Linked DNA regions of Homo sapiens: regions 1 and 3 are each linked to region 2. The links are chromatin loops, found by intact Hi-C in ENCODE. Cell type or tissue: heart left ventricle. All regions are shown on one strand. Each heading gives the region's core, and the rest is flanking DNA. Links, peaks and the distances in the headings are about the cores only.

What was found. Hi-C counts contacts between places; a loop is a spot of excess contacts. Peaks named below come from ENCODE experiments on the same cell type or tissue, not always from the same donor. Only the 100,000 strongest peaks of a DNase experiment are listed, where the experiment ranks them.
Region 1: it touches region 2 in a loop (5-fold over the local background); 33 of 110 quality-filtered maps call a loop at or near these places.
Region 3: a loop joins it to region 2, with 4 times the contacts of the local background. A loop is called at or near these places in 17 of 110 quality-filtered maps.

What each region holds. Positions count from the first base shown.
Region 1 is chr15:75,309,524-75,319,589 of GRCh38, forward strand. No RefSeq gene overlaps it. Among named protein-coding and RNA genes, the nearest start is that of COMMD4, 22 kb to the right of the region's middle. In heart left ventricle, for the core only: no CTCF peak of the experiment used is centred there; no DNase peak of the experiment used is centred there.
Region 2 is chr15:75,231,621-75,241,686 of GRCh38, forward strand. No RefSeq gene overlaps it. Among named protein-coding and RNA genes, the nearest start is that of GOLGA6C, 22 kb to the right of the region's middle. RefSeq lists enhancers at 5,534-6,151, 6,152-6,768. In heart left ventricle, for the core only: no CTCF peak of the experiment used is centred there; a DNase peak (open chromatin) is centred at 5,010; H3K27me3 peaks cover 621 bases.
Region 3 is chr15:75,321,689-75,331,754 of GRCh38, forward strand. It overlaps the pseudogene ANP32BP1. Among named protein-coding and RNA genes, the nearest start is that of COMMD4, 9.3 kb to the right of the region's middle. RefSeq lists a silencer at 8,250-8,406. In heart left ventricle, for the core only: no CTCF peak of the experiment used is centred there; no DNase peak of the experiment used is centred there.

The DNA.
Region 1 (10,066 bases), core at 2,508-7,507, 78 kb after region 2:
GATACATGCATACATTGTGAAATGATTAAAATGAGTTAATTAACACTTTAATCACCTCACATACTTTTTTTTGTGGTAAGAACATTTAAGATGTATTTACTTAGAAATAGTGTTTACTAGAGGTGAGGAAGGGTAAGGGGGAGAAAGTACCCAAAGGTTGGCTAACAGGTTAACAGATACAAGAGTACATGGCTGAGTGCAGTGGCTCATGCCTGTAATCCTAGCACTTTGGGAGGCTCACTTGAGCCCAGGAGTTTGAGACCAGGCTGGACAACATAGGAGATCCAATCTCTACAAAAAAATTAGAAATTAGCCAGGCATGTTGGTGCATGCCTGTGGTCCCAGCTACTCTGGAGACTGAGGTAGGAGGATCACTTGGGCCCAAGAGGTCAAGGCTGCAGTGAGTTGTGATTGCACCACTTCATTCCAGCCTAGGGAGCAGAGTGACACCCTGTCTGGGGAAGAAAAACAAAACAAAACAAAAACAAAGAGTACAGCCAGATGGGAGGAATAGTTCTAGTGTCTTTAGCACTATAGGGTAACTATAATTCATGACACTTTATTATATATTTTTAAATAGCCAGAAGAGTGGATTTTGAATGCCCCCAGAACAAAGAAATGATAAATGTTTGAGGTGGTGGAGATGCTAATTACGACTTGATCATTACACATTGTATATATGTATAAAAATATTATACTGTATCCCATAAGTATACACAATTATGTTTTGCTTAAAAATAATAAAAGCAGGCCGGGCATGGTGGCTCACGCCTCTAATCCCATCACTTTGGGAGGCCAAGGCAGGAAATCGAGACCATCCTGGCTAACATGGTGAAACCCCATCTGTACTAAAAATGCAAAACATTAGCCGGGCGTGGTGGCGCGTGCCTGTAGTCCCAGCTACTCGGGAGGCTGAGGCAGGAGAATCACTTGAGCCTGGGAGGCAGAGGTTACAGTGAGCTGAGATTGTGCCACTGCACTCCAGCCTGGGTGAGAGAGCAAGACTCTGTCTCAAATAATAATAATAATAATAATAATAAAAGCAAAAAATCTACTCTTAGTAATTTTCAAGTATACATTATTAACTATAGTCATCATGCTGTACAACAGATCTCCAGAACTTACAACATTATATTTAATTCTGATCAAACTACTAGTTACACAGAAGTAACAACAAAATGATATCTGTTGCAAGAAATCCTCAGTAAAACAAGAAAAGAAGAAAAAAAGAACAAAATGGTAGTGAAAGGCTTATATCAAAAAGCATTTCCTCTGCCCTTTCCTTTCTTGCCTTTGAGTCCTAATTCCTATAGGTCATCACTTTAAACTCATTTTGCGACTTCCCCTGGTATGTTATCGTCATATTTCTAAAGAATGTTTATGTTGCTATTTCTTGATTTGTTTTCTTCAGTATCTGTCAGTTCCTGGCATAGCTCAGTATAGGGCTTACCTTCCTATGAGGTCTTAATTTCCTTGCCTCCATTTCACTAATTTGACTGGATCACAATCGCATGAAATCAAAAGCATTTACATTCTTGTAGCCATCTAAATATTGACCCTAACCCAAGTCCCGCACTGAAATTGTTTCATCTCTTTCCTTTCTTCCCCTGGAGTTAATAATTGCTTCAGATTATTATCCCTCATTTGCTTTTTTTTTAACCAATTACCTACCTATTTTTTCAGATGCTCCAACCAATCTATCAAATGCCTAGTGATAATTATCCAAAAACTAAGATACACTGGATACTCTATCAGCCCCATTATTTTCCTGGAGGCTTCCCTCTCTCCCTTGCCCTCCATCCTTCTGCTCCAAACTGGACTCGACTCTCAGCCCATGGCACGGCTGGCATTCTGACATGTCTCTGCACCATCGTGTGAATTTTCTTGCTGCCTCTTCTGTGTGCACCTCCTGTTCCCTGATTTACTCTCTCATTGTGTTGCAGTACATCTTCCAGTGTCTTCCCGAGAAAGAGTGAATGGAAGCCAAACTTTCTGACCCTCACACATTTTAGAATGTCATTGTTCTACCCCAACTCCTGATTACTAGTTTGGCTGGATGTAATGCTCTAATTTAAGTGTAACTTCTCCTCACATTGGGAAACATTGCTCTATTATTTTCTAGTTCCCAGTGTTGTTGGGAAGAAGTCCGTGTCATGCAGAGTCTCGGCTCTTAACTTATGACCTGTCTTTTCTCTCTGGAAGATTTTAGGATTTTCTCTCTATCCTTAGTTTTCTGGAATTTCCTAATGATGTGCCTTGCTGTAGGTCTTTCTTCATTCACCGTGCTAGTCACCTGATAGACTCTTTTGAACTAGAAAATTATGTCCTTCTATTGCGGGAAGCCACCAGCAGGTTCATGTGAGCTGGGTAATCACATTCTTTTCTTCCAAGGACGGAGGTATCAAGGCCCTGGGAACCTTATAAGTGGATGGGGAGAAAGGGGGCCTGAGGTGAATCCAACAAAGCTGCAGCACCCACTGAGCTCATGTCCCAGGGCTAGGCTCTGCCTGAGGACAGGAGACATGGGTGAGACCCACTTCCTGCCCAGTCGCATGGTGGGGCTCAGGACACACATGGTCCAGGAGGCCCCCAGCCCCAGCTACATTGACATGCACCTACCTGTATGCAGCGATCAGTGAGCCACAGGACAACTTAGGGGAAGGGGCAGCTCCAGAGTGCAGGATAGGAGGGAAGTAAATAATCATGGGGTGGGGAGTGGCCTTGTGGGGAAGGGGCAAAGGCAGGGCCGTGTGTGTGTGGTGTATTGGGGGAAATGGGGAGAACATTTTGTCTGCCCCCTTTTCTGACCACTGCACCCCTTTTATCATGAATAGTTTTTCTTCCCATCATGGACTGAGTGTCTCTGTCTCCTCCAAATTCATATGTTGAAGCCCTAACCCTCTGCATGGCTGTATTTGGAGATGAGGCCTCTCAGGAAGTCATAAAGGTTAAATGAGGTCCTAAGGGTGGGGGCCCTGATTCAGTAGGATTAGTGTCCTTATAAGACGAGACACCAGAGAGTGCACTCACTCTCTCTCTGCACAAATACAAAGAAGAGGTCATGTGAGCACACAATATGGCAGCCACCTATGGGCCAAGAGAAGAGGCCTCAGAATGAAACCTACCTTGCTGGCACTTTGGTCTTGGATTTCCCAGCCTCCAGAACTGTGAGAAATAAATGTCTGTGGTTTAAGCCACCCAGTCTGTGGTATTTTGGCATGGCACCCTGAACTGACTAATACATCTCCCCACCCTACTTCAACCACATGACACTAGAGGGCTTGGCAGTTTTGGAGTCCCAGCTACTCAGCCAACCCAGACCAGACCAAGCAGAAACTTTCTTCTGGAATTTTCTGATTAGGAACTAATGGAGGGGAGCCCCATCCTTTCTTGGAGGCAAAGCCAGGAAGACGGAAGCCCCATGGTGCCAACAGCCTGACTCCAACCTTGTGGGGAAAGTTGCTCTGAGAACACAAAACTGATCTGCAGACTGAGGTGGAGACAGAGACAAGGAAAGGAGCCTGCAAATCCTAACAGCACTGGTGATTCTGAGTCCAGGTATTCCTGAGGCCCAACTGTTCCCTGCCCTGCCCGTGGCTAACTTACTGACCAAGGAGCTTCCCTTCTTGCCTAAGCCAACTCGAGTGAATTTTCTGTCACGCACATCCAAAGAGCCCTGGCTGCAATGGCAGGGCATGGCAGGGCTGGGCTGGCTGGAGCAGAGGACGGTGTGGGTGGAATCAGCAGTGACAGGCACACAGGAAGTGCAGGTATCGAGTGGCCTCCATGAGGTCTTCCTCCAGCCCCGACTGTGAGCAAGGCTGGGCTCATACGCTCAGTAGGTCAGAGTGAGGGATTTGGTCAGAGGTGCCATGCTCAGGGCCATCTTTCTATGAGCCAGACTCTATGTCATCAAAAGCTTTGCCATCAGAGATAGTTTTAGTCACATCTTGGGTTCACTTGATCAATTGCTGTTCTCCTGCTTTCAGGATCTCTACACTAGGCTGCCCCATGTGGGTGTTAGGAAGCCATAGGCATCCTGACTAAAAACCCAGACCACAAAAAGTGCTTCTACCAGCCTGCCCAGGGCTCCAGAGGGCAGGACCGATGGGTGGTGGGGTGGGCCACGCCTGGGCAGTCGTGACATGTACACCACTCTTGATCTGTCTTCTGGAACTTTTCACTCCTCCAGTTTGGGTCCCGGTGGGGCACACGTGGGAAAGACCATGAATACCCATGTCTCTGACTAGTTTCCCCATCAGAAGTGGACGTTGCACCAAGCACCCTCCTCCATTAAAACTGGACAGACTAAGGACCACTTTCCCAATGGATGGGTCTTCTTGGTCCATCTCATGCTCCCAACAGAGCTCCCTCCCTGGGATGGGAATGCGCCATGCCAGGAGAGCCCTCTTGACCCAGCCTCCAGCCAAAGCCAGTCCCCCTGCCAAGCAGGCCCTAGAGTTACACTGGAGGGGAACAGGCCTCACCTGGAAATTTCTTGCTGAAAATTGTCAGTTTCCCACACAAGTACAGCCTGGCAGTTTAATTCAAATTAAAACCAGAAGGAGACTGCTGCTTCAGTCTCGACTGCTTGAAAATTACGTTGTGTAGAGCTTTCATTTGCTGGAAATTGTGCAGCCAGACATTGTGCAGATTGACCCAGTAGCTACAGCAGTACACACATAGGGCGCCAAGCAAGGACAAGTGTGCACATGTGTGCACGCACACACACACAGCAGAAAATCTAGAAATAAACTATTTTAATGTCAGCTGTCATGGAAGTTTTGTGTCATTTCCCCAAAAAATACAAATTTTATTTTATGATTTAGTCTTGTTTTTATTTAGAATTACTTAAGGAAAAGGAAACGTGAGTGCAGTGGCTCATACCTGTAATCTCAGCACTTTGGGAGGCTGAGGCAGGAGGATCACTTGAGCCCGGGAGTTCAAGACCAGCCTGGGCAACATGGTGAAACCCGATCGCTATAAAAAATATGAAAATAAGCCAGATGTGGTAGCATGTATCTGTGGTCCCAGCTACCCAGGAGACTGAGGTGGGAGGATCCCTTGGGCCCAGGAGGCAGAGGTTGCAGTGAGCCGAGATCACATCACTGCAGTCTAGCCTGGGTGACAGAGTGAGATCCCATCTCAAAAAGAAAGAAAGAGAAAGAAAGAGAGAAAAAGACAGAGAAAGAGAAGAGAAAAGAAAAAGAAGAGGAAATAAGAGAAGAGAAAAGAAAGAGAAAAGAAAAGAAAAAGAAGAGAAGAGAAAAGAAATAAGAGAAAAGAAACAAGAGAAGAGAAAAGAGGAGAGAAAAGAGGGGAGGGAGGGGAGAGAAGAGGAGGGGAGAGGAGCAATAGGATCCTGATATCTGGTGTGGGGAAACTTAAATGGATACATCTGAGAATTCTGAACCTCCAGTTTCCACTAAATGCTCTGGTCTAAAAGAAGTAGCCCCCTTTCCCTGCTAAGAGAAGGGCAGCTGCCCCTTGCCGGGAGACTGGGCAAAGAGCCTCCAACAAGGCCTCACAGCAGGATGAGGTGTGTCGTCATTGCTGCCCCACATTGACACCAGGCTATGGTCATTCTTCATCATGGCCCAAGGTCACAAGCACAGTCTGCTCTGGGAGAATGATTTTTTTTTGCCAAAAATGCAGGAGCTGCCGAGTGTGTACTGGCAGAATCTAGGAGAGGAGGTGAAGAAGTGGACATAAGGGTGTTGGACCAGGAGGAGACTAAAGGCTGTATACACGAGAATACAGTGACCTGGGAGCACTCTCAGGATTTAATGCTTGGCAAAGACACCTGGGGCTCCAACACAGTGCTGGAGTGGCTCCTTGAAATGTGGACAGAACAGTTGCTGCAGTGAATTAGGTGGAGATTATAGAATTGCATTTGCAAAGCGTCAAAGAAGCCAGAAAGTACAGGGAGGTAGGAATGTTGGAATGGTTCATTATATGCCAGGAGATTCGGAATCCACCACTTGACTATGTGCCCTTGGAGGGCTCACAGGAACTCCCCTCTCTAGGCAAGCAAGGAAGGCACTAGTGAGAAGGGCACCTGAATCTTTGAGAGACTCAGTGGCACTATCCTTGGTAGGCCAGGATCGACAAGAGGAGATGCTGCCATGAGACCAGGCTTCGTGGTGTCAGTGGGAACGGTGGAAGGCGAGAACAGCGGATGCCAGGTGGTGGCCCTTCACCATCATCCACAAGGTGGATGTAATTAACTTAATTGGTAGGAAGGCTAGAGTGACAGCCAGGATGCCTTGACCTCCAGGGAGCTGTTGTATTGGCTACAAACTGATGGCATTCCAGGGGAGAGTTACATAGGCAGTTGACTAGGGTGGTTTTTTCTTTTGTTTTGTTTTTTGAGACAGGATCTTAATCTGTAGCCCAGTCTGGAGTGCAGTGGCACAATCATAGCTCTCTGCAGCCTCAACCTCCTGGGCTCAAGCGATCCTCCCACCTCAGCCTCCCAGGAAGCTGGGATTACAGGCATGCACCACCATGCCTGGCTATTTTTTTTTTTCTAATTTTTAGTGAAGATGAGGTCTTGCTATGTTGCCTAGACTGGTCTCAAACTCCTGAGCGCAAGCAATCCTCCTGCTGTGACCTCCCAAATTGTTGGGATTACACATGTGAGCCCTAGGACATTTCCTGATTTGTGTATTCAGGAAAAAACAAGATCTGGCACGCAGAAGGCTGCAACAAAAAATTGCAATTTCCTACCCAGTTTTCAGACTGAGACAATTGAGACCTATAGCTCATGGATTGTAGGGGAGGCTGGGTATTCTTGGAAAAAGATCCTGCAACAACACCACATGGTATTCATTAATTATTCTCCAAAGGGATCTGGGGTCATTGATGAAAGTAACTGTAGCTGATGAAAAGGGAATACCCAGACTGTTTGAGGGCCATTCATATAGGATTAGAGCTGACCATGCCACCATAAGATCCACAATGCCACCATGTCCCATCCCCAACAAGACTGAGGACATGTGAAGGCTAGGTAATAAATGGATCCCTGGATGAAGAGGCCACAGCCCCATCCGGTTGTCATTTCTCTGTCCCTAAATATGCAATTGATATGAGTATGCTTAGAAGCTAACAGAGCTCTCACTTTACTCCCTGACCTGTGGGTATGAGCCACTATAGTAGGAAGAACATGGGGGAAGTCTCTGCAATTCCCTCTTCCCACTTCCAGGAGCAATGCAGTATTCCAGGTGGAAACACAGAGATTTATCACCTCCCTCAACTGTGACCGCTGCCTTATAATGATAGTATTCTTACATTTCCCCACCTGTCCCTTGTGCCATTCTCATGATCATTTTACTTCCACATGTTATAAACACGACAATATGTTACTACTTTTGCCTCGGTCAATTATTTCTAGACATCACAAAAGGAGAAAATAGGATCTTTTCTATTTATCCATGTATTTATTATGTCAGTGGTCTTCATTCCTTTGTGTAGACTCAAATTTCTACCCAGTGTCATTTTTCTTCTGACCAAAGTACTGCTTTTAACACTTCTCAGAGTGCAGGCCTGCTGGTGATTATCCTGGCTTTTGTTTGTGTGAAAAAGTCTTTATTTTGTCTTCATTAAAATTTTTGAAATTTTTTTGTTGTTTTTTTTTTTTTGTTTTTGTTTGTTTGTTTTTGAGATGAGGCCTCACTATGTTGCCCAGGCTGGTCTCAAACTCCTGGCCTCAGGCAATCCTCCTGCCTCAACCTCTCAAAGTGCTGGGATGATTACAGGCGTGAGCCACCACCACACCTGGCCTCATTGACTTTTTAAAACTCATTTTAATCCCATATCTGCAGAGTTAATTTTTCATCTCTAGTAATTCTTTTTGTTTTATTTTGACACAAGGTCTCACTATGTGCCCAGGCTGGAGTGCAGTGGCACGAAAACAGCTCACTGCAACCTCGACCTCCTGGATTCAGGTGATCCTCCTGCCTCAGCCTCCTGAGTAGCTGGGACTACAGGTGCATGCCACCATGCCTGGCTAATTTTAAAATTATTTATAGAGATAGGTCTCCCTATGTTGCCCAGGCTGGTCTTGAACTCCTGGGCTCAAGCAATCCTTGTGTCTCAGCCTCCCAAAGTTCTGGGATTACAGGTGTGAGCCACCGCACCCAGCCTGTGTTTGTTTGTTTTTTTCCAATATATCTTCCATTTCTCTCTTCTCATAATGTTCAGATTTAGATTTTTCTAGCCTTCTTGAACATATGGAGCATATTTATATGTTTTTTAATGTCCTTATCTGCTAATTACATCATCTCTGTCATTTCTGGGCCTATTTCCATTGATTTATTTCTCTTCTGGTTATAGGCCATATTATGCCTGTTGTTTTTTTGTTTTGTTTTTTTGTTTTTTGTTTTGAGACAGCATCTTACTCTGTCACCCAGGCTGGAGTGCAGTGGTGTGATCTCACCTCACTGCAATCTCCATCTCATGGTTCAAGCAATTCTCATGTCTCAGCCTGCCAAGTAGCTGGGACTACAGTTGCGTACCAACATGCCTGGCTAATTTTTGTATTTTTAGTAGAGACAGGATTTAGCCATATTGGCCAGGCTGGCCTTGAACTCCTGGCCTCATGCAATCTGCCCACCTCGGCCTCCCAAAGTGCTGGGATTACAGGCATGAGCCACTGTGCCTGGCCATTGCCTGGCAATGTTTTATTGACTGGTAGACATTGTTTTTGTGTTGTGACTGCTGGATTTTGTTTTCCTTTAAATAGTGTGGGACTCTGTTCCAGCACTAGTTAAGTTACTTGAAATAAGTTGGATCTATCAAGGTTTACTTTCAAACTTTGTGAGGACAGTTTCAGAGAAGCCTTTACTCCAGTGCTCATTTAGCCCCACTATTAAGGCAATACTTTTCTAAAGCTTCTCTTCCATTTCCTAAGTATTATGAGGTGTTTTCATCCGCACTAGTGAGAATATGAATTCTCTCTAGCCTGTTGTGAGCTCTGGGGATTCTTCTGTCTGCTTTCTGGCAGTTCTTTCCCTGGGTACTTTCTTCTCACATACATCCATATCAGCCCTTTGCCAAAGGCTTGAGGGCATCTTCCATAGCTCTCCAGAGCTCACGCGCTCTCTTCTCCCACCTCCTCCCTGGTACTCTACCTCACAAATTCTACCGGCCTTGAAGACCTTCCCAAGCTCTGATCTCTGTCTCCTCAATCCACCAAGACCACTGGACTTTGGATTCCCCTCCCTGTGTTGGAGCCTGTAAGTGCTTCCGGCAGTAAACCGAGGACACTGTAGGGTTCACCTTCTTTTAGGGATCATAGTTCTGCTCGACCTGTTCTCTGATGTCTGAAAACTATCGTTTTATATATGTTGTTCCATTTTTCTAGTTGTTCAAGGTGGGAGGCAAATCTGGTCCCTGTTAGCAATCGTGGCCACATGTAGAGGTTGCAGGATGTTGTTTACGTCTGTATCTTTTTTTTTTTTTTTTGAGACAGGCTCTCACTCTGTCGCCCCAAGTGGTGCCCTCTTGCCTCACTGCCACCTTCACTTTGTGGCCTCAAGCGATCCTCCCACCCCAGCCTCCCAAGGTGCTGGGATTACAGGTGTGAGCCACTGCACCCGGCCTAAAATTGTATCTTTCTTATTATCAGTGAAGTTAAACATTTTTTCCTGTGTGTCAGCGGCATTTGGGTTTCTTTTTCTTTGAACTTTCATATTTTTTTTTCCATTTTTCTTAGAATTTTTGGTCTTTGTCTTCTCTACTTTTAGAATAGAATGAATATGATATTAATCATACTTCGAATTGTGACCATGATAGAGTACCTGTATTGATGATGGTCTCCCAGCATAAACAACTACAAAGCTGGACAAAGTACATGAAGAAATTGTCTTCAGGCATTGGGCAATAGGCAGTTCCATGTACAATCTGAGAGAAGGGAATCACATGAAGTGACTGCTACATTTTTCTGGTGGGGAAAGTTTCTAAACCCTCAATGACAGCACGAGGAAGCAGAGTCCAAGCCAAGAGGATCAGTCTTGTTTGGTGAAGGAAACAGAGACTGGTGCTCAGGGCTGCTAAAATGTGTGTG
Region 2 (10,066 bases), core at 2,496-7,495:
CCAATGCAGTCATTCTCAGCTCTGCATTGGACAGCTGCCATGTTGGCCTGCCATCCAGACCTCTCTCACCTGGACGACTGCCCTGCTCCTAACAGGCCTCCCCTTCTCCCTCTCCCACCCCTGTTCCAAATGCTTCTCTTTACAGCCCCTCTCCCCGGTGTCCCTGTGCCTCTGCTGCCTCCAACCACCTCTTCACCTCAGGGTCATCACAGGTGCTGTTCTCTGCCTAGAAAGCCCCTCTGTGTTTCATCTGGCCACCTTCGGTGTCCCAGTTAAAATTCCCAGTTCTCAGAAAGGTGTGGTCTGGGCAGCCCCCTCTCCCCAGCAGCCCCCTCTCGCTGCTATCCTGTCTGCACTTCCCCTTTCCATAGCTTATCACAACTACGATGACATCTGGATTCATTTGATCACTCCTTGTAGGGCTGTCCTCTCCTCCAGACTGCAGGCTCCCTGAGGGCAGGGGCCATGCTTGCTTTGCTTACTGTGGTGTTCCCAGCACTTAGCACCATACCTGGTACCGTAGGTGCTCAGTTAGTGGTAGGAAGAAATGAGTTAGTTGACTAAATGAAGGGATGAACTAATAAATTAATGGACAGAGACTCAGAGTTCCCCCTGGATGCCAGTCAAGAAATGGCACTTGCTGGCTAGGGCACCCATGGTTCCAGAACCAAGGCGGAGGCGGATTTGGTTTTGGCTGCAGGAACTCTGCCTCGCTTTGCCTTACTGGCCACCTGCACGCTGGAGGAGGGGCCCTCACCTGGTGGTGGATGATCTTACGCAGCAGCTGGTGCTTCCAGGAGGCAGGGTTCAAGAGTGCAGCCGAGAAGGCTTCATTGGTGATTGTGAAGGTCACGGAGCGCGTCATGTGACTGGGTCCTGGGGTAGAGGAGACTGAGTCCTGGAATGAGAAGGTCTGGCTGCGATAAGGCAGGGCGGAAGACTGGATGGGGTCAGCACCCCCAGGGACCCTTGGGGAGCTGGGGCTGGGTGGGGCAGAGGGAAGGCGGGAGGAACATCTGAGAGGGAGGGTGGCTGTGGTGGCTGGGCTGGCAGGGACCCCTGGCCCAGGCTGGACTGTCCCCTGAAGTGTGGCTGGCTCTGCAACCATCAAGGGTGGTAGGGTGGGTGGGAGGCTGGAGGATCAGTGGGAGAATCTGTGCTTGTGTGTGGGAATAGACACAGAAGGGTCTGCAGAGGTTCTGGCTCTAGTACTTACAGGGGAAACTGGGGCCAGGATTGGGGATAGTGATGCAGTTGGTGACTGAAATGGCCATTGTGGTGGGGAAAGTGACAGTGACAGCGACAAAGATGGAACAATGTGTAGTGGGGACGAGGACGGGGCCAACACAGGTGAGAGGCATGGGGAGAAGGACAGTGATGGCTGTGAAGGTGGTGCTGCTGAGGGCGATGGCAACGTCAAAGGAACACTGGGCCCCGGGCCCCGGCTGGAAGCCACAGCCTCTCTGGGTGACCCTGAATCCCCTATGAGGACTGGGGAGGGACCTACAGGGGTAAGAGGCTCTGTGACAGCCAACGTGTTAACGATCGACGCAAGCACAAATGGGCTGGGGGGTTCTGAGGACACAGCCTTCCCCGTGGTCCCTGGAGCCAATGTCAGCGATGAGGAGGCTTCTGGGCCAAAGCTGCTAGCCCCTGACGCAGGCAGCATCCAGGCATGGGGACTGAAGGTGTGCCTGCTTGGGAGCCAGGGCATCCGCGGTGGGGATCCCAATATGGGTGCAGAGGTGGTGGGGGCAGAGGATGTTCCAGATGGCTGCTGGGTAGGTCTGGGGGTGCCAGAGGTCCTCAGGGTTGCAGGGGCAAGAGCATGAATTGTCACAGACAACTCAGGGGCCTCACTGGACTTTTGCCCAGACCCGAGATACCTTGGGCCAAGAGAAGCTGATGGTGGTAATGGGGCAGCAATCTCTGGAGATCCAGGGACCAACATCTCCTCTGCAGGTCCAGCCACAGATCCAGACACAAGTCCGGCCACAGAGGACACTGGCTGGGATTCAGGGGTTCTGTGGGCTGTGGGCCAGGCCAGTGCTGATGGGGCTGGTCCAGGTGGGGCCCTGCCTGGGACCCCAGCAGTTCCTGAAGGGACAGCCTGGTCCGAGGAGGAATCCAAAGACAAGGCGAGAGGAGCTTCCTGGTCCCCAGATACCTCGGGAGAGAGGGCTTCTGCCCTTGTGCTAGGAGCCTCCCCTTTCCTCTCCGCTGAGAGAGAGACTCCATCAACGATGGCTGGCAGGATGTTCAGTGACAGGAGTGTCTTCTTGCTGTTGCCTTGCAAAGCGGACGTGCCAGGGGCTGAGGGAGGCCAGCCGGGGTCTTTGTGAGTAGAAGGAAGGTTCAGGGCGGAAGCTGAGACCATCCAGAGAGCTGCAAACAGGAGATGCCTGTTCTGCCTGCCACCCGGGGGACTGGGGGGTGGGACTGCCCACAGCCTGTCAGATGCCACACCTTCCCTGCCACCTCCCTCGTTTGGGAAGGGGCCTGCGGAGATCCAAACCCTGGCCCAGCTCCGGCCCCAAACCACTGAGCTACCCCAGGAAAACATGCTGATCCTAACCCACCAGAGCTGAGGGAAGCAGGAGGGGACACTGACACTCCTCAAGGACCCCTCCCTGTGCCTCCCACCCCAACACCACCCATCGCAGGGTCCCTCCCCAAGGGCCTCAAGAGCTCCCCAGGGCGATGCTGTCTCCAGGCTGGGGGCCCTGGACTGTTCTGTTTGAATGACCTGTGAGGTCCACGCCAGCCTGAGGGTGCCAGGAAGTGCTGCCCAATCCTCATCATAAGACAAGGCTGTTGCCTTATCACATCCTCAGAACACAGCAGGCTGACAGCTGGACCTTAAAGTATTTTGTGGGGAGGGCGGGGGCCATCTCTGAAAGCCCTGGGGGCTAATTCCACACCTACCTACAAGTGTACACTGAGATCCATGCGGGGTCTGCCCTGTGCCAGGCTCCCCAAAGCTGGTCACCCTGAGTGCCCTCTGGGAGCCCCAAGCCTGGGGGACTGAGGAGTGGACCCTGGCCATGTCTTGGTATCCCCCAGGCTGTTCATGGCCAGACCCACATGAGGACAATGAAGGCCAAGCCAGATGTGGAAATTGATTGAGAAAGAGGACCCCTGGTCCAGGCCCAGCCCACCCTAATCCCTTACCAGCCAGGAGAATCCCAGCAGCCAGAAGCCACTGCACGCCCATGCTGAAGGCTCTCAAGGCTTCTAAGGCTTCAGAAGCAGGTGGCAAACACGAAGACACTCTCGAATTTCCCTTCAAGAAAGGACTGATGTTGCCCAGCCTTTCCCACATTTCCACCCCTGTGGCTGGGGGTGCAAGCCTGGCTGCCCTAACTCGCCGGGTGCCCTTCAGCAAAGCCCTTGACCTCTGGGGCTGCAGAGTCTTGAATGGGGGCAGCCTGTGCCTGCCCCACAGCCTGGGAGGTTATGGGCCTGAAAACACATTGAGGAGGAGTTCAGAGTCCTATCCAGTCTTCAAATGGAGGTGGTGACCATGCCGGTGATGGGGGTATGAGTGTGGGTTTGGGTGTGATGTGGAATGACTGTGGTGAGTGTAGTTGTGAGGACAGTGGCTGCAGGGATGCTGGAGGTGCTGATTGTGGCTGTGGTGGGAGCTCTATGTCCAGGTGGTATGGAGCTCGCTGGGGAGGGGTTGGTCCATGTCCCATCCCCTGGCCAGCTCCTGTCCCAGTTTGGTCCTGCTCCTATTCCATCGGGCTGCGTGGGGGTTTGGAGAGGGGAAGATCAGAAGAGAATAGTCCTCCTCCTGCAGTGCTTTTCCCGTGTGGAATCCTGATCAGAGCCCTGGACTGGGCAGGGTGAGTGTGGAGGTGGGCGCACCTGGATAGAACCATCCTTCTCGGGTCCCCTGCGCATTCCTCTCATGCCCCTGCCCCCTCCCCAGCCTCTGACACAGGAGAGGGCCATGGCAGCCCTAAGAGGCTTAGAGAGCTGCCAAAGGACAGGCAGGGTGGGAGGCTGGCGCCTCGTGGGATGGCTCAGGTCTCAGATCTAGCCTCCCACCCCACCTGCTGGGGTCCTGGGGAGTTTCCAAAGCCTCTCCCACCAGGCTCCTGGTGTCTGTGTGACCCTGCCATGATTTGTCCCAGGTCACCAGAGCCTCCTCTGGTGGGAAGATAATGGCTGGAAACCTTCAATAGGAAATCAGACCTGGAGAGGGCCTTGGCCAGACTCCTGTCCTCCCCACCCAGCTCCTTCTACCTGGATACCCCTTCCCCCATCTCCTGGGTCCTCATCTCCTGTCCCCTCCAGATCAGGCTGGCTGGAGCCAAAGCTGGGGGGCAGGGCTGTCTCCCCTCCCCGTTGGAGCTATTTTCCAAGGGTTGGGGAAAGCAATCCTCCACAACCCACCCCTCCACCGCAAGGCCTGTAACCCAGGCTGTACACACCTCCCAAAGCAGCCCCTCTTCCTCCCAGTTCACCACAACTCATCTGTTTGGAAACCTTGCATCCTCCGCTGTTTCCTGGCTCCTCTGGGAGAAGCTGTTAAGGGGCCAGCCTGGCCAGGTCGGGGTGGGGACGGATGGCTTCCCAACGACAGGGAGGGAGGCTTGGGCCTTTGGCAACTTCTACCTCGAGTCCTGGTTTCATTGGCCCCATTCTCCCCCAAGCCCTTCCACAGGCCACCCATCTAGGGGCCCGTGACCCCATCTCCAGGCCAGCCAACCCACTCTAGCACCCCCATTCTGCCTCCCTTCCCTGTGCCCCCAGGATGCCCAGGTCTCACCTGGTGGACCTGGTGCTGCTGAGAAGCCTCTGTCTGTGGAGGCGCTGGTGTCCCACAGAGGCAGGGTGAAAGCAGCATCAGCACCCTCTGCCCAACCCCTGCTGGGCCTGGAAGGGCCACCCCTTTCCCTGGCACACTCAGGGCCAGGAAGATCTGCTCTCTGATGGCTCTGCCCACACCCTAGGACACTGGGTCCTCATCTCCTGTACCCTCCAGATCAGGCCGGCTGGAGCCAAAGCTGGGGGGCAGGGCTCTGGCATTGCTGGGCCTCTGCCGAGAGTCTGTCAGTGCTGAGGCCTGCTTGGCAACAGTGGGGAAAGCAGCAGCTCCCTGGGACATGATGAGTGATAAGGGACAGAAACACACCTGAAGGCCATTCCATGCCATCGGGCAGAGGGCTCAGGATCCAGGAGTGGGGAGGTGATGCAGGAAGCCAGGCACACGCTCCCTTTTCCCACCAACACCCTGTCCTGACCAAGGACAATTTTGGAGAAAACTCAACCAAGAACTGGAGATCCAGGCTCTCTGTGGGCCAGGGTCAGGGTTCAGTCTATGTCTAAGATCAGGGCTCAGAGAATGGCCAGGATCAGGGCTGAGTCTGTGACAAGTGTCAGGGCTCAGTGTGGGGTCAGGGGTAGGCGAGTCTGGAATTTGAATGCTTGCCAGGCTAGACCTAGGCTCTCTCTCACACTGTTCTTCCCCTGCCCTACCCTCTCATCAGAGGGCATCTGAAGACCTGAAATAACCCATCCTGATACCTGAAATAAATTGGATGGGAACTCTGGCCTCACATCAATAAATGTTTCAACAATAATACTTTGAAAACAGCCACAGTGTCCAGGACAGGATGGGGGTTGGGCCCCGAGGGTTGGGTGATATTCCTTCTGTCATGAGCCAGCTTCAGCCCCCTGGGCCAGGGCCTCCCTGGCCCTCTAGTCCACGACAGCATTCCCCTTCTCCTCTGAGCTCCAGAGCCTTGCTAGGCCTGCAGTCCAGGTGCAGTTACACCCTGCTGTTCCATGGTAGAGTCCTGCCCCTCTCCACACCCCTCCATGCGCCTCCCTGCACAGCTGAGCACAGAGGGGACCCTTCTCCCACTGACCGTTCAGGGCCGTGGCTTCCCAGCTGCTCCATTCCACTTGGCTCCCTGGGGCAGGAGGAGGGGGCTGCACGAGGCTCATCCTGTATCCCTCCTCCAGGGCCAGAGGAGGGGCTGTGTGGAACCCCAAAGGGTCCTGGAGAGTAGTGGGGGGCAGCGGGCAAGGTGGGGCCCCAAGGGGAGGAGCAGAACAGAAGCAGGTCACTCGGGGGCTGAGCCAGGAAGACATTTGCCTAGACAAACGGGCCATGGGGCCAGCAGATGATGCACTTTGCCTGTGTACCTTCCAGGGCAGGCTTCCCTAGCTGCAGGGATGGGGGGCCAGGCTGGCCTGCTCTTTCCTGCCTCCCAGCCCAAGCTCCGGTGGAGGCGGGGCGGCATTCCATCTTACTCTCCTGTGTGGCCCTTGGCAAGTGCCTGCCAGATCCAGACCTTAATCTCCTATCTGTTACCTTACTCATCAGAGAGAAGTGCTCTGAAGGTCTGGGGGCCCAGGCCCCTTGATCAGGACAGAACTTGGGGCTCACAGGAAGAACAGGGAAGAAAGGGTTGGGGAACCTGGGACCCTGCACATCGTCTGCAAATTCTGAATTCTCCATGTGGCATTCAAGGCCTCGGTGCTTCAGCTGCAGCCTGCCTTGCTGACCTCAGTCCTGGGGCTGGGTGGACCAGGAAGTGCTCACAGTCCCATCTCTCCCCCATCCCTCTGGTCACATGCCAGAGCCCTCCAGTTCCCTCCCTAACCCAGGGACCCAGTCAAGGCTCTCTGAGGGCCTGGGAAGGGTCTTGGGTTTACAGCCCTGCTCACTGCCTCATCACCCAGATATCGAGAATGGATGTCACACACATCTTCCAAGCAGGTTGACAGGATCGGAATTGGTCTGTGAGCCACTGTTGGGGGCAGGGATGAGTGGATGTCCCCGCTGAACGAGGCAGACTACCTGCCTCCCTGCCCAGCCTTAGTCCCACTGGCTGCCTGTCCCTTCTCCCTGGGAATAATGGTGTCCCAGGCAGGAAACTCGGCCCCAAAACCAAGACTTTCCCTTTATCTCCAAAGGCACTTCTTCCTGGTCAGGGCCCTGACACCCAATGTCACTCACTCCTCCTGAGCTCTCAGGCCAGGCTGGTATCTGTCCTGCTAGAGCCTCTGCCTGGATCCTCTATGCATGGTGTTGAAAGATCATTTTTTTAAGAAAGGAAAATCTTGATTCTCATATAGATAAAAATTGAACATATGTAAAAGATTGTATTTAACTCATTATTAACGAGGGAACCTGGAGATGTTACAACCAGTTCAAAGGAGAAGTCAAAGAAGCATATATTTATATGGAGTCAAGGAATGTTGAAATAAATTTACAAACAGATATATAAAGCTGGCTTTTTTACTTGGGGGAGGGAGTCAATTTAACCTCCACTGGACCATTTACTTGCATGATTATAGAGATGAATGATTTTGCATTGCGATCTGTCATCTGCAAGGTACAGAGTTGTAAAACAGCTAGAAGGCAATGAAGGGCTAGAATCATTAGTCAGAAGGGTGGGCTCTAATTGAAACAATGCAGTTTTCCATTGGAGACATCCAATAATGTTTTTTTCTTATTCCAAATTTTCTTACAGTGGTCTGTCTCTCTGAGCTGTGGGGCAGAAGAAGAGGGACTTAGGAAGTATTGGAGATGTCAGGGCAGGCTTCCTCGAGGAAGAGAAGACAAGGGAGGAGAGGAGAGGGACTAGCAGAGATCACTAGTTGTCCCCAAGTAATCCTCTTATTAAAATAATTAATTGGGAGCATGACTGAGGTGGCTATAGTACTCTGAGTTCTTTTTTTTATTATTAAAAAAAATTGAAACAGGGTCTCGCTCTGTTGCCCAGGCTGGTCTTGAACTCCTGGCCTCAAGTGATCCTCCTGCCTCAGCTTTCCAAAATGCTAGGATTACAGGTATGAGCCACCATGCCTGGCCATACCCTAGGTTCTTTTGTAAGCAAACTGAAACCCCACTCATCATGAACAGCCATATCCTAGAAAACAAAATTTTACAAAATCAGAAACTGCCAACTAACCTCTATCTAGGGACTTCACCAATCAGAAACCACCAACTAACCTCTAACTAGGGACTTCACCAATCAGAAACTACCAACTAACCTCTCACTAGGGACTTCACCAATCAGAAAACACCAACTGTCCTATAGGGATTTTACCAATCAGAAACCACCAACTAACCTCTAACTAGGGACTTCACCAATCAGAAATCACCCACTAATCACTAACTAGGGACTTCACCAATCAGAAACCACCAACTGACTTCTAAGGACATTAAGGCCACTGCTCCACTTTAACCAATCAAATGTTTTCTTTGCCTTGCTTTTGTGTGCACCTTATACAAGCTTTCCCCTCGAGCTCCAAACCACTCGCTGTCTGGCACTGCCTGATTCTTGAATCACTGTCTGCTCCAACTCCTAAAATTCTAAGTGCTTAGGTCTCTCTCTCTCCCTCTCTCTCTCTCTCTCTCTCTCTCTCTCTCTCTCTCTCCCCCCCTCCCTCCCTCCCTCCCTCCCTCTCTCTCTCCCTCCCTCCCTCCCTCCCCCCCCCTCCCTCTCTCTCTCTCTCTCTCTCTCTCTCTCTCTCTCTCTCTCTTTCTTTCTTTCTTTTGAGACGGAATTTCGCTCTTGTCCCCCAGGCTGGAACGCAATGGCACGATCTTGGCTCACTGCAACCTCCACCTCCCAGGTTCAAGGGATTCTCCTGTCTCAGCCTCCCAAGTAGCTGAGATTACATGCATGTCCCACCACGCCCAGCTAATTTTTATATTTTCAGTAGAGGCGGGGTTTCGCCATGTTGGCCAGGCTGGTCTCAACTCCTGACCTCAAAGCGATCTGCCTGCCTCAGCCTCCCAAAGTGCTGGGATTATAGGCATGAGCCACTGTGCCTGGCCAGGTTTATCTTTTAACACATCCTTAATTAGTAACAGTGTTCCTGCTTTTTAACTGGGCACATGGTGCTCCAGAATAAAGACTATATTCCCCAGCCTCCCTTGTAGGTCGGTGTGCCTGTGTGACGCAGTTCTAGCCAATAGGATAAAGTGTCATGAGGCTGTAAGTGCACTAGACATCCTTGTTAAGTCACCTTACCAATTGTGAACTGCCACCTTCAGACTTGTGTTGGTGTGAGAGAGAAATAAACTTCTCTCTCATTTGAGCCACTATTATTTGGGGCTTTCTGTTCTTCCCTGTCCTCGCCTGAGTTATACATCCACGCAGGGCAGAAGTCTTGCCTGACACGCACCCCTGCCCCACCTTGGCAGCACTCAACTCAGCCAACGTAAGTAGGACTCACTCAGTGGAGGCGGAGGGCAGTCAGTGGACAGGCATTCCCTTCCAGTCAGCCTACCCTTCCAAGCCTTCTTGGCCTTTCATAATTTTCTTTACCGTTCTGCATGTCTGGAGTGAACACCTTTCACTCTAGATGAGGGTACCCCTCATTCTTCCCAGGCTCATTCCTACCTCCATGCTTTTGCTTCTGACTCAAGGAGCAGGCAGTATGAATAGACTTAACCAAGGAAAAAAATGGGAAAAGCTGTGCAATTTTTACCTTTAATAAAAACTGGCTACAAAAAAAACCCCAAAATCTGTTTGAAGGCATCAAAGAGTTAACACAATAGTGAAGAATTTCTAGACTAAGACACAGGAAGAGACAGCAATCCAGAGAGGTAACTCAGTACTCGGAGCTACTTTTCACATGCGGTTGTTCCCCACCTCTAAAAAGGCAGCTGAGAAGCTGGGCAGTACATGTTGAACAGCGTCTAGGTGCAATGGGGACAAAAGTTTGAGTCCAGGGACTGCCAAAGCCTGGGGCAGGGTATTGTGTGTAGCTCTCATAAACCCACAGACCATAAGGTGGGGACAATGAAAGGCTGTACCTTGAGAGTTAGGGTATTCTGAAAGTAAACTGAACCTCGCAGAGACTGCAGTCCAGCTTTGAGTCGCAATTCCCCCAGTTTTTTATGTTTATTTTATTATTATTATTTTTGAGACAGTCTCACTCTATTGCCCAGGCTGGAGTGTAGTGACACAATCTCAGCTCACTGCAACCTCCACCTCCCAAGTTCAAGTGATTCTCCTGCCTCAGCCTCCCAAGTAGCTGGGATTACAGTCACCTGCCACCATGCCCATCTAATTTTTTTGTATTTTTAGTA
Region 3 (10,066 bases), core at 1,118-6,117, 89 kb after region 2:
TTTTTTTTTTTTTTAACAGCTACCAAATCCATGAGCAGTCCAACCGATACTAAACAGTTCTGTTTCTGCAGGTCATCTGGGGTCTTAATCATCTTCTCCTTCATCATCCGTTTCTCTCTTCCTCTTTTTACCTTTCCTGCCTTCTTCCTCCTCCTTCATCCTCATCCTCATCTTCATCTTCTTCAAGTCCAAATTCTTCTTCCTCCTCACTGACTTCATCTTCGTCATCTCCTTCTACATTTTCATCTTCTTCATCAAACTCCTCTTCTTCACCATCTTCATCCTCCTCGTCTTCTTCGTCTTCTTCTTCGCCCTCCTACTCTTCATCCACACCATCCACCTCAGCATCTGAGTCAGGTTCCTCCTGGTCCTCTTGGTCATAGCCATCCATGTAGGTAAGCTGGGGCAGGAGCTTGAAGACACTCTCAGTAGTCATTCATGTTAGTAACCTCACAGTTAAAGAGGTCCAGGCTTTTCAGACATTCTAACTTTTTCAAAGGTTCCAAGGTGCTGATATCTTTCAGTTTATTTCCACTTAAGTTTAGACGTGTGAGATTTGGAAGCTTTTCAGCTAACATGTCCAGACCTCCAAAGATTCTATTTTCACTGAGTTCAAGCTTTTTCAATTTAGGCAGCTTGGGAAGATTTGAAACTGAGATCAAGCCTACATTTATTAAACTAAGGAACTCTAAGTTCACAAATTCAGCTGTTAAGCCCTCAATTTTTCCATCATTTGATTTGCAATTGTCCAAGACAAGTTCTCGAACAGCTGACGGGGTCCAGTTCCTCAGCTCCAGGTGGATCCTCCTCTTCATGTCCATGTTCCCCTCTTCCCCCCTCTTCAAACTTAACTTTCCGCAGCGGGGGCGGATGGGGGAGAGGCATCCTGGCCTGCACAGCGAGGGCCGTCAGAAGGGTTTGTTCGCGGCAGAGGCCGGCGGCGCGGTCCTGGGTGGCGGGCGGCGTGGGGGCAGGCGAGCGGAGCCCCCGGAGCCAAGTTACTCACAGGAGCGTAGAGGACATTATTTTTATTTAATTTTTTTTTTTTTTTTTTTTTTTTTTTTTTTTTTTTGAGACGAGTCTTGCTCTGTCGCCCAGGCTGGAGTGCAGGGGCGCAATCTCGGCTCACTGCAAGCTCCGCCTCCCGGTTCACACCATTCTCCTGCCTCAGCCTCCCGAGTAGCTGGGACTACAGGCGCCCACCACCACGCCCGGCTAATTTTTGTACTTTTAGTAGAGATGGGGTTTCACAGTGTTAGCCAGGATGGTCTCGATCTCCTGACCACGTGATCCGCCCACCTTAGGCCTTCCAAAGTGCTGGGATTACAGGCGTGAGCCACCGTGCCCGGCCTTTTATTTAATATTTTTGTCTAAAGCAACTTTAAAAATTTAAACCTGTTATTTGGAAACATAGATTCAGAGGAAATTTCAAAGATGGTACAGAGAGGTTTCATGTACTCTTCACTCAGTTTCCTCCAAAGGTTCTATTTTGTATAAATGTAGAACAATATCTAACGATGTCATGTGTCTAGGTCTATACCATTTTATCACATATGTAGACTCCTTTAACCACCGCTACAATCAAGATACAGAACTGTTCCACTGAAGGGGTGGCCTGCCCCTTCACACCTGTGGGTATATCTCGTCAGATGGGATGAGAGACTGAGAAAAGAAATAAGACACAGAGACAAAGTATAGGGAAAGAACAGTGGGCCCAGGAGACCCGCGCTCAGCATACCGAGGACCTGCACCGGCACCGGTCTCTGAGTTCCCTCAGTATTTATTGATTACTATTTTTTCACTATCTCAGCAAGAGGAATGCAGTAGGGGAGCAGGGTGACAGTGGGGAGAAGGTCAGCAAGAAAACATGTGAGCAAAGGAATCTGTGTCACAAATAAGTTCAAGGAAAGACACTATGCCTGGATGTGCACGTTGGCCAGATTTATGCGTCTCTCCACCCAAACATCTCAGTGGAGTAAAGAATAACAAAGCAGCATTGCTACCAACATGTCTCGCCTCCCATCACAGGGCGGTTTTTCTCCTATCTCAGAATTGAACAAATCTACAATTGGGTTTTATACCAAAACATTCCATTCCCAGGGGCAGCAGGAGACAGAGGCCTTCCTCTTTTATTAATCCTCCTCAGCGCCGATCCTTCACGGGTGTCAGGCTGGGGGACAGTCAGCTCTTTCCCATCCCACAAGGCCATATTTCAGGCTATCACATGGGGAGAAACCTTGGACGATACCCGGCTTTCCGGGGCAGAGGTCCCTGAGGCTTTCCGCAGTGCATTGTGCCCCTGGTTTATCAAGACTAGAGAATGGCGATGACTTTTACCAAGCATACTGCTTATAAACATTTTGTTAACAAGGCACACCCTGCACAGCCCTAGATCCCTTAAACCTTGATTCCATACAACATATGTTTTTGTGAGCTCAAGGTTGGGGCAAAGTTACAGATTAACAGTATCTCAGGGCAAAGCAATTGTTCAGGGTACAGGTCAAAATGGAGTTTCTTATATCTTCCTTTTCTACATAGACACAATAACAGTCTGATCTCTCTTTTCTCTACATTCCATCACCATGAAAATCCCCCTCCTGCTATTCCTCTGCACTCATTCCTGGCTCTTCCCCTCCACTATTCCTACTCCTGGCAACCACTAATCTGCTTTCTGTCTTTATAATCTTGTCACTTCAAGAATATTACAAAATGCAAAAATTAGCTAGGCATGGTGGCACCAGCTTGTAGTTCCAGCTATGTGGGAGGCTGAGGCAGGAGAATCGCTTGAACCTGGGAGGTAGAGGCTACAGTGATCCTGCCGCTGAAGTCCAGCCTGAGAAACAGGGCGAGACTCTCTCAATGAATGAATGAATGAAGGCCTGGCACGGTGGCTCACACCTATAATCCCAGTGCTTTGGGAGGCCGAGGCAGGTGGAACCATTGAGGCCTGGAGTTTGAGACCAGTCTGGCTAACATGGCAAAACACTGTCTCTACTAAAAATACAAAAATTAGCCAGGCATGATGGTGAGAGCCTGTACTTCCAGCTACTTGGGAGACTGAGGCATGAGAATCGCTTGAACCTGGGAGGCGGAGGCTGCAGTGAGCCCAGATCGTGCCACTGCACTCCAGTCTGGGCCACAGAGTGAGACTTCATCTCAAAAACAAAATAAAACAAAACCAAACAAAGAAAAAAAGAACATTATATAAATGGAATCACACAGTATGTGGCCTTTTGAGACTGGCTTTTTTTTTTTTCTACTCAGCAAATGCCCTTTAAGATCCATCCAAGTTGTGCATGTTCCTTTATGTTTTTTTCTGTTTGAGATGGAGTCTCACTCTGTCACCCAGGTTGGAATGTGGTGGCGTGATCTCAGCTCACTGCAACCTCCGCCTCCTGGGTTCAAGCAATTCTCCTGCCTGAGCCTCCTGAGTAGCTGGGATTATAGGCACCCACCACCATGCCTGGCTTTTTTTTTTTTTTTTTTTGAGATGAAGTTTTGCTCCTGTTACCCAGTACAATGGTGCGATCTCGGCTCACTGCAACCTCTGCCTGCCGAGTTCTAGCAATTCTCCTGCCCCAGCCTCCTGAGCAGCTGGGATTACAGGTGCCTGCCACCACATCCAGCTAATTTTTTTTTGTATTTTTAGTAGAGACAGGGTTACACCATGTTGGCCAGGTTGGTCTTGAACTCCTGACCTTAGGCAATCCACCTGCCTCGGCCTCCCAAAGTGCTGAGTTTACAGGAGTGAGCCATTGTGCCTGGCCCCCTTTTTATTGTTGAATAGCATTTCATAGAATAGATGTAGCAGTTTGCTTAACCATTCACCTATTGGGGAGTATTTGGTTGTTTCCAGTTTGGGACTATTACAAATAAATCTGCCATGAACAATCATGTATGAGTTTTTGTGCAGACATCAGTTTTATTTTCTGGTACAAATGCCCAGAAGCAATTGCTAGGTCATATATTGAGGTATATGTTTAATTAAAGAAGCTGCCAAACTGTTTTCTAGAGTGTCTGTACCATTTTATATTCCCACCAGCGATGTATGAGAGAGTTAGTTTTGTCTGCATCCTCGCCGATATTTGATATTATCACTATGCTTGATTTGAGCTGTTCTAATAGATCTGTAGTGATATCTTACTGTGGTTTTAATTTGCATTTCCCCAGTGGTTAGTGTTGAAGATCTATTCCTGTGCTTTAAGTCAATTCATTTTTAAAACCTAAATAAATGTATTTAAAAAGGAAACTTTTGCTTTGGGAGGCCCAGGCAGGTGAATTGCTTGAGCCCAGGAGTTCGAGACAAGCCTGAGCAACATGGTGAAACTCCATCTTTACAAAAAATAAAAAGTATCCAGAGTGGTGGCATGCGCCTATGGTTTCAGCTACTCAAGAAGTGAGGCAGGAGGATTGCTTGAGCCTGGGAGGTCAAGGCTGCAGTGAGCCATGATTGCATCATTATACTCCAGCCTGGGTGAAAGAGCAAAATTCTGCCTTAAATAAATAAATTAATTAAAGGAAATTTGTGATTAGTGATTCTCAGAGTGTGGACCCTGGGCCAGCAACATCAGCATCACCATCACCTGAGAACTTGTTAGAAATGCAGATTCTCAGGCGCCGTCCCAGACCTCCTGAATCAGAACCTCTGAGGCGTGGGTTCAGCGACCTGTGGTTTAACACGCCCTCCCGGTGAGAATCGGTCTCATTCACTACAGATAGAAGGAAATGGTAAAAATCAATTCATCCGCATATCGCCTAAAATCCTCTTGTGGGCCCCAGGTTGGCACAGCACACTTTTGGGCAGGAGCCCCACTCACAGAGGCCGTGACAAGAATGCTCCTGCCCCTGGGGTTGTGCAGTGACAGCTCACACAGCTCCACGTGGCGGTTCTGAGTTTGGGAAGCGCTGATGTAGTCCTACTGCAGCCCTTCCTGCCCTTCACCGGACTGAGGAAATCCAGGCTCTGAGGAGGGCGAGACTTGCCCAAGGTCACCCAGCAACATGGTCAGTCTCCTTTCCCAGGGCCCTCACAATGCGTGGCCTGTTTAAAGCCTGCCTCTATTCACTGCTGAGTGAAAAATCCAGCTCCAAAACAGAATATGGGGAAGGATACTATCTTGTGCAGCTTATGTTTATAGCTGCAGATACATGGGAAAAAAAGTCTGAAAATACTGTTGAAGCAGTTATTTAGGGAGAGAAGTGGTTTGCTGGTTTTTTGTGTTTTTAGCTTTTCTGTATTTCTTAATTTTTATCACAATAATCATGTTTAGTTACATAATCAAAATGTATTAAATATAATATTAAAAATCAACATGAAGCCTGATCCAGCCACGGCCTATTGTTGGCAGATTCAGGAAGCCTTCCAGATAGAGCAGCCCCGTACCTGCCCCAGGTCACACCCTGGGCCTGGGCACATGCTAGGTCCTCTGTCTGGATACCCTCACCCCATGGTGGCCTCCACATCTGTACCCACCAGCACCTCCTGTGGGCAAGGCCCTTGCCTGCATCCAGCCCTGGGCACCCCCTAGACCAGAGGGCACCTCATGGTCTGAGAGTCTGCCTGTCTCTAAAGAGAGGAAAGCTCCTTGGGACACGTGTTCCACTTGACTATCACCCCTGGCCTGGTACAGAAAGGTGGACGGTGGGTATTTGGTGAATAAATGAATGATTGGAATGAATCCCCAGAATGGTGATTTCCAGAGGCCCTTCTCCAGCTGGCCCAGGTGGAACCATTTCCACTTTTCACAGGAAAGCCAGGTGTGAGGAGTGGGGCAGGTGTGTGTGAGGGGCCAGGTTTTCGAAGGCTGCATGGACATGGTGCTTTGGGGGGTCTGGGGGCGGCAGTGCTGCTGTGGGAGCCTCAGGGAGGGCTCATCCCTGGAATCCCCCAGGGTATCCTAGTGCCCCCAGCTGCTGTGCGGTGTGAGAATTCCTGGCTGGTGGGGACACACAGGGATTTGTTTGGATTGGCCACCTGGTCCAGCCCAAGGAGCTGCACCTCCAGCCCCTTGGGGAAAAACTCACTTTTGATGTGTGACAACAGCTGCAGGCAAGGGGAGGAAGAGGTGTGCTGGGCCTCAGCCTTAGAAGCCAGAAGCCAGTTCATGCCCCTACCTTGGTCTAGGTGGGAAAGGGATGCGGCCTCAGCTAGCTCTAGGGTCCTGGGTTATGGTCAGAACCCTCCCTTATGGACTCAGTGACTTGGGCTGACCCAGCCCCTCCCTGAGCCTCATCAGTGAAACCAGGGCTGGGCCAGGGCCCTCAACACCTCCCAGCTCCAACCTCTGGCTTTGTCCCAGGAGGGCAGGAGATGAGACAGAGGTGACCCGGGCTCTCCTGTTTACCTCAACCTCCTTGTGAAGCCTCCCTCTTTCTGCCTGTGAGGTGGGTGGGGCCGGAAGGAGGGACCACCTGTGGGCCTCTGACATCTCTGCCCAGGTGTGCCTGCAGAGCCTGGTCTATACCCGGTGCTCTGCTACACCCTACAGCCTGGCCATGACCTCCCTGCCTCCAGAGCAGCTCTGGCCCAGGGAAGAAGCTGGTCTCTGCATCGAATGATAGGTAGAAAATGGAAGTGGGGATGATAGCTCTGAAAAGGAGTCAAGGAAGAAGCTGGTCTCTGCATTGAATGATAGGTAGAAAATGGAAGTGGGGACGATAGCTCTGAAAAGGAGTCAAGGAGGAGGTGCCTTCCCAAGGACGTGGAGGATTTTTCCAGAATGGAACTTGACTGGTGCGGGCAAACATCAGGAGGTAGGAAGGGTGGCTCCCTCTGTGGGAGCCGGGGCCACTTGCCTGGGCCAAATGGTGCTAGGCTGTGGGTAGGGGTGGGCAGAGCTGGGGTTCCCAGAGCCTGGGGTCCCTGTCCTTGCAGAGGACTCGAATGCAAAACAAGTGTCCCCTGCCTTCTGGCTGGGGGACATCCTCTGCTTCCAAGCCCAGACATACACCAGCTGCTACAAGCCCCTGGGGCTCTTCAGAGGACCAATGGGCAGCCATACCCACGCTGGGCCAGCCTGCTGGACCCACCTGCACCCTGGTCAGAGCCCATGACTGAGGGGACTCTCTGGGGACAATGGGGGCAGTCTCATGCTGCCCTCTTACAGGTGGATCCATCCCTGGGATCTGGTGTTGGGCTGGGGTGGGCTGAGGCTGTTCTCTGCTGGGGTGCCTGGTGGACAGCAGGTGGAGCAAGTTCTCCTTGACTTTCCTGGACCCCAGGACACAGCTGAACACTGCACTTTACCCTGGATGCCTTCGGATTCTCAGGGGATCCTGGGAAGGAAGAGGGGGCTGCCCCTGCAGGGGGCCAGGGCTCTGGGCCATGCTTGCTCCCCCCAGTAGGCACCTTCTCTCCAGATCAACATCACCTGATTCCTGAAGGCCTGGGCTACTGACCAGAGCCCCAACTCCTTCACCAAGGCCTGTCTTACATCAGACCAGCTAGTATGAGTTTGGAGCCGAAGGGGGCAGAGAGAGAACGCAGGGCTCTGTAAGCGTTCTCGGCTCCCTGCTGCGGTAGGCCCAGTAGAAGGCCCCCTAGAAATCTGCAGCTGCTGTAAGTCACTGGGAGGAAGCTGCAGCAGACGTGTGTTTCCCAGCCTGGTAGATGCAGAGGGGTGTCCGGGCCCCCAGGTGGGAGGCCCAAATGAGGCCTTGGTTGTGGCAGTGCAGGAATTCTAGCCAGCTCTGGGGCCCTGGGCAAGTCATTTAACCTCTCAGAACCCTACTCCTGGTCACCATGGGGCTCTTGTGTGGATGTAAAGAACCCCCCTGGCCACTTATGTCCCATCAGTGGAAGCCTAGCATGGGTGGAGACCCCCGAGACTGAACTCAGTGGTGGGATCCAGCCTTCCCAGCTCTCCTAGATAGAGCCCAGAGCCAGCAGGGTGGGCTTCCTGGAGAAGCAGGTGCTCCTGTGGGCTGGAGAGCATGAGTAGGGGTCCCTTTGGAAAGGTGGAAGAGGCTGCGGTCAGTGGAGGCCATAATGAGGCAGAGCTTGGGCAGAAGGGGCATGATTGGGGGATCTGAGGCCCAACAGAGACTGGACTGAGGACACTATGGCCACCTACAGGACACTGTGCTACTCAGGCAGTGGAAACTTAGCTAGGGCTGGGCCCCCTGGTCCTGAGTGAGGCTTCACCAGTCTTGGAAACTGTGCCCAAGGTGGCTTCATGTAAGAGCGCATCTCAGCACTTTTTTTTTTTTTTTTTTTTCTGAGACAGGGTCTTGCTTTGTCATCTAGGCTGGAATGCAGTGGCAAGATCATAGCTTACTGCAGCCTCAGACTCCTGGGCTCAAGCGATCCTCCCACCTCAGCCTCACAAAGTGCTGGAATTATAGGCCTGAGGTATGCAGCTCGGTTTTAAATCTTAATAAATATCTCCTCCTGGTCTGCTTCCCTGGCTGACACACATGCTGGAATCTTGCGCCTAGACAGACATGTTTCTGGACTTGGTTCCATTTGTTCTGACGGCCTCCTCTCTCTCAATGACCGCACATTACAGTATGTGGCTATTCTTACACATTTCTGTATAGACTTGAGGGTTAGTATATTAACGTCAAAGTTCTACTGGTTTTTCAAGGCTGGATGGAATGTTTGGGTTAATTTAGTTGTGGGCATCTTGACAATATAGGCTTTCCCTCCGGGAACGGTGATTCTGGGACGCAGGTTTTGCACATTCTGGTTTATTGCTTGGCTCGCTGCCACAGAGGGATGGCACTGCTCCACACGCCATGCCCAAGAGATGTCCCACCTTATCTTTCTAAATCAAGCTGAATATTCTCAGTTGACAGGATATCATATCAGTGCTGCGGGGACTCACTTCCCCACAACCCGAGATGAAGTGAGGTGGAGACTATGGAGCAGATCCGTGCTGACTGCATTCACCCTTCCTGACCCGCACTGCTGCTGGCCGCGGCTGTGTCTGAGTCGACAGACAGCATTGATTTGGGGACGGGGTGGGGGGGCGGTGCTGGAGAGATGCCCCTCACCTCCCTTAGCTCCTCCTGTCCAGCCAGTGCTTGGCCACCAAGGCCCCTGACTTCCAGGCCCCAGTCACCACTAACAGGGTGCTGCATGGGAACAAAGTGTAGGCCCAGAGCCTGGAGTTCAGGTCACTCCTCCTTCCAGTCGAAGCCTCTATCCCTCCCAGGTGAGTCCACCCTCATTCCTCCATGGGCCAAATATCCTAAACAAAGGCCTGGACATGGGGTCTTTATCCAAGTGCCCAGAAAACACACACAGAAAGGCTCTGCAGGCCCCCGTGGCCTGTCAGAGGTAAGAGCCTGCCCATCAAAATGCACAGTCCAGGTTCTTGCAGGGAGGTGAGGAGGGGAGGAAGAAAAGGTCTATCTCATTCTTTCAGCAGGAACCTAAACTTGGGAAAGCCAGACGCAGTACATTTCTTAATGATCCTGATACTTTTATAACTGGTTACAGCGGGGTCACATGCACAACTGTTTTCCAACATCTTTCAACGGGACACATAACATCCTGCAGCTTATTTTTTTATTTTGTAAGGCCAGGGGCAGTGGCTCATGCCTGTAATCTCAACACTTTTGGAGGCTGAGGCAGGAAGTCTGCTTGAGGCCAGGAGTTCAGGACCAGCCCAGGCAACATAGCAAGACCCAGGATACAACAGAGAAAGACCCTGGCTCAAAAAATATCTTTTCCAAGTGCAGTGCCATGATCACAGCTCACCATAGCCTCCAACTCCTGGGCTCAAGCGATACTCCCACTTCAGCAGCTGGGACTATCAGAGCGCAGCACCATATCTGGCTGATGTTTTAATTTTTAGTAGAGATGCGGTCTCACTATGTTGCCCAGGCTGGTCTTGAACGCCTGGCCTCAAGAGATATTCCCAATGCGACCTCACAATGCACTGGGGTTGCAGGCATGAGCCACCATGCAGCCCCTGCAAAATCTAACTGTCCTTCAGGTGCTCCTTTTGGACCTCCTAGCTAGACTGCCATTGGCAAATGCCAGTTGATTATCCACCCACATGTATGTTAATGGATTTCCCATGTTTTATTTGTCTAGACCAGGCTTTCTCCACAGCAGCAC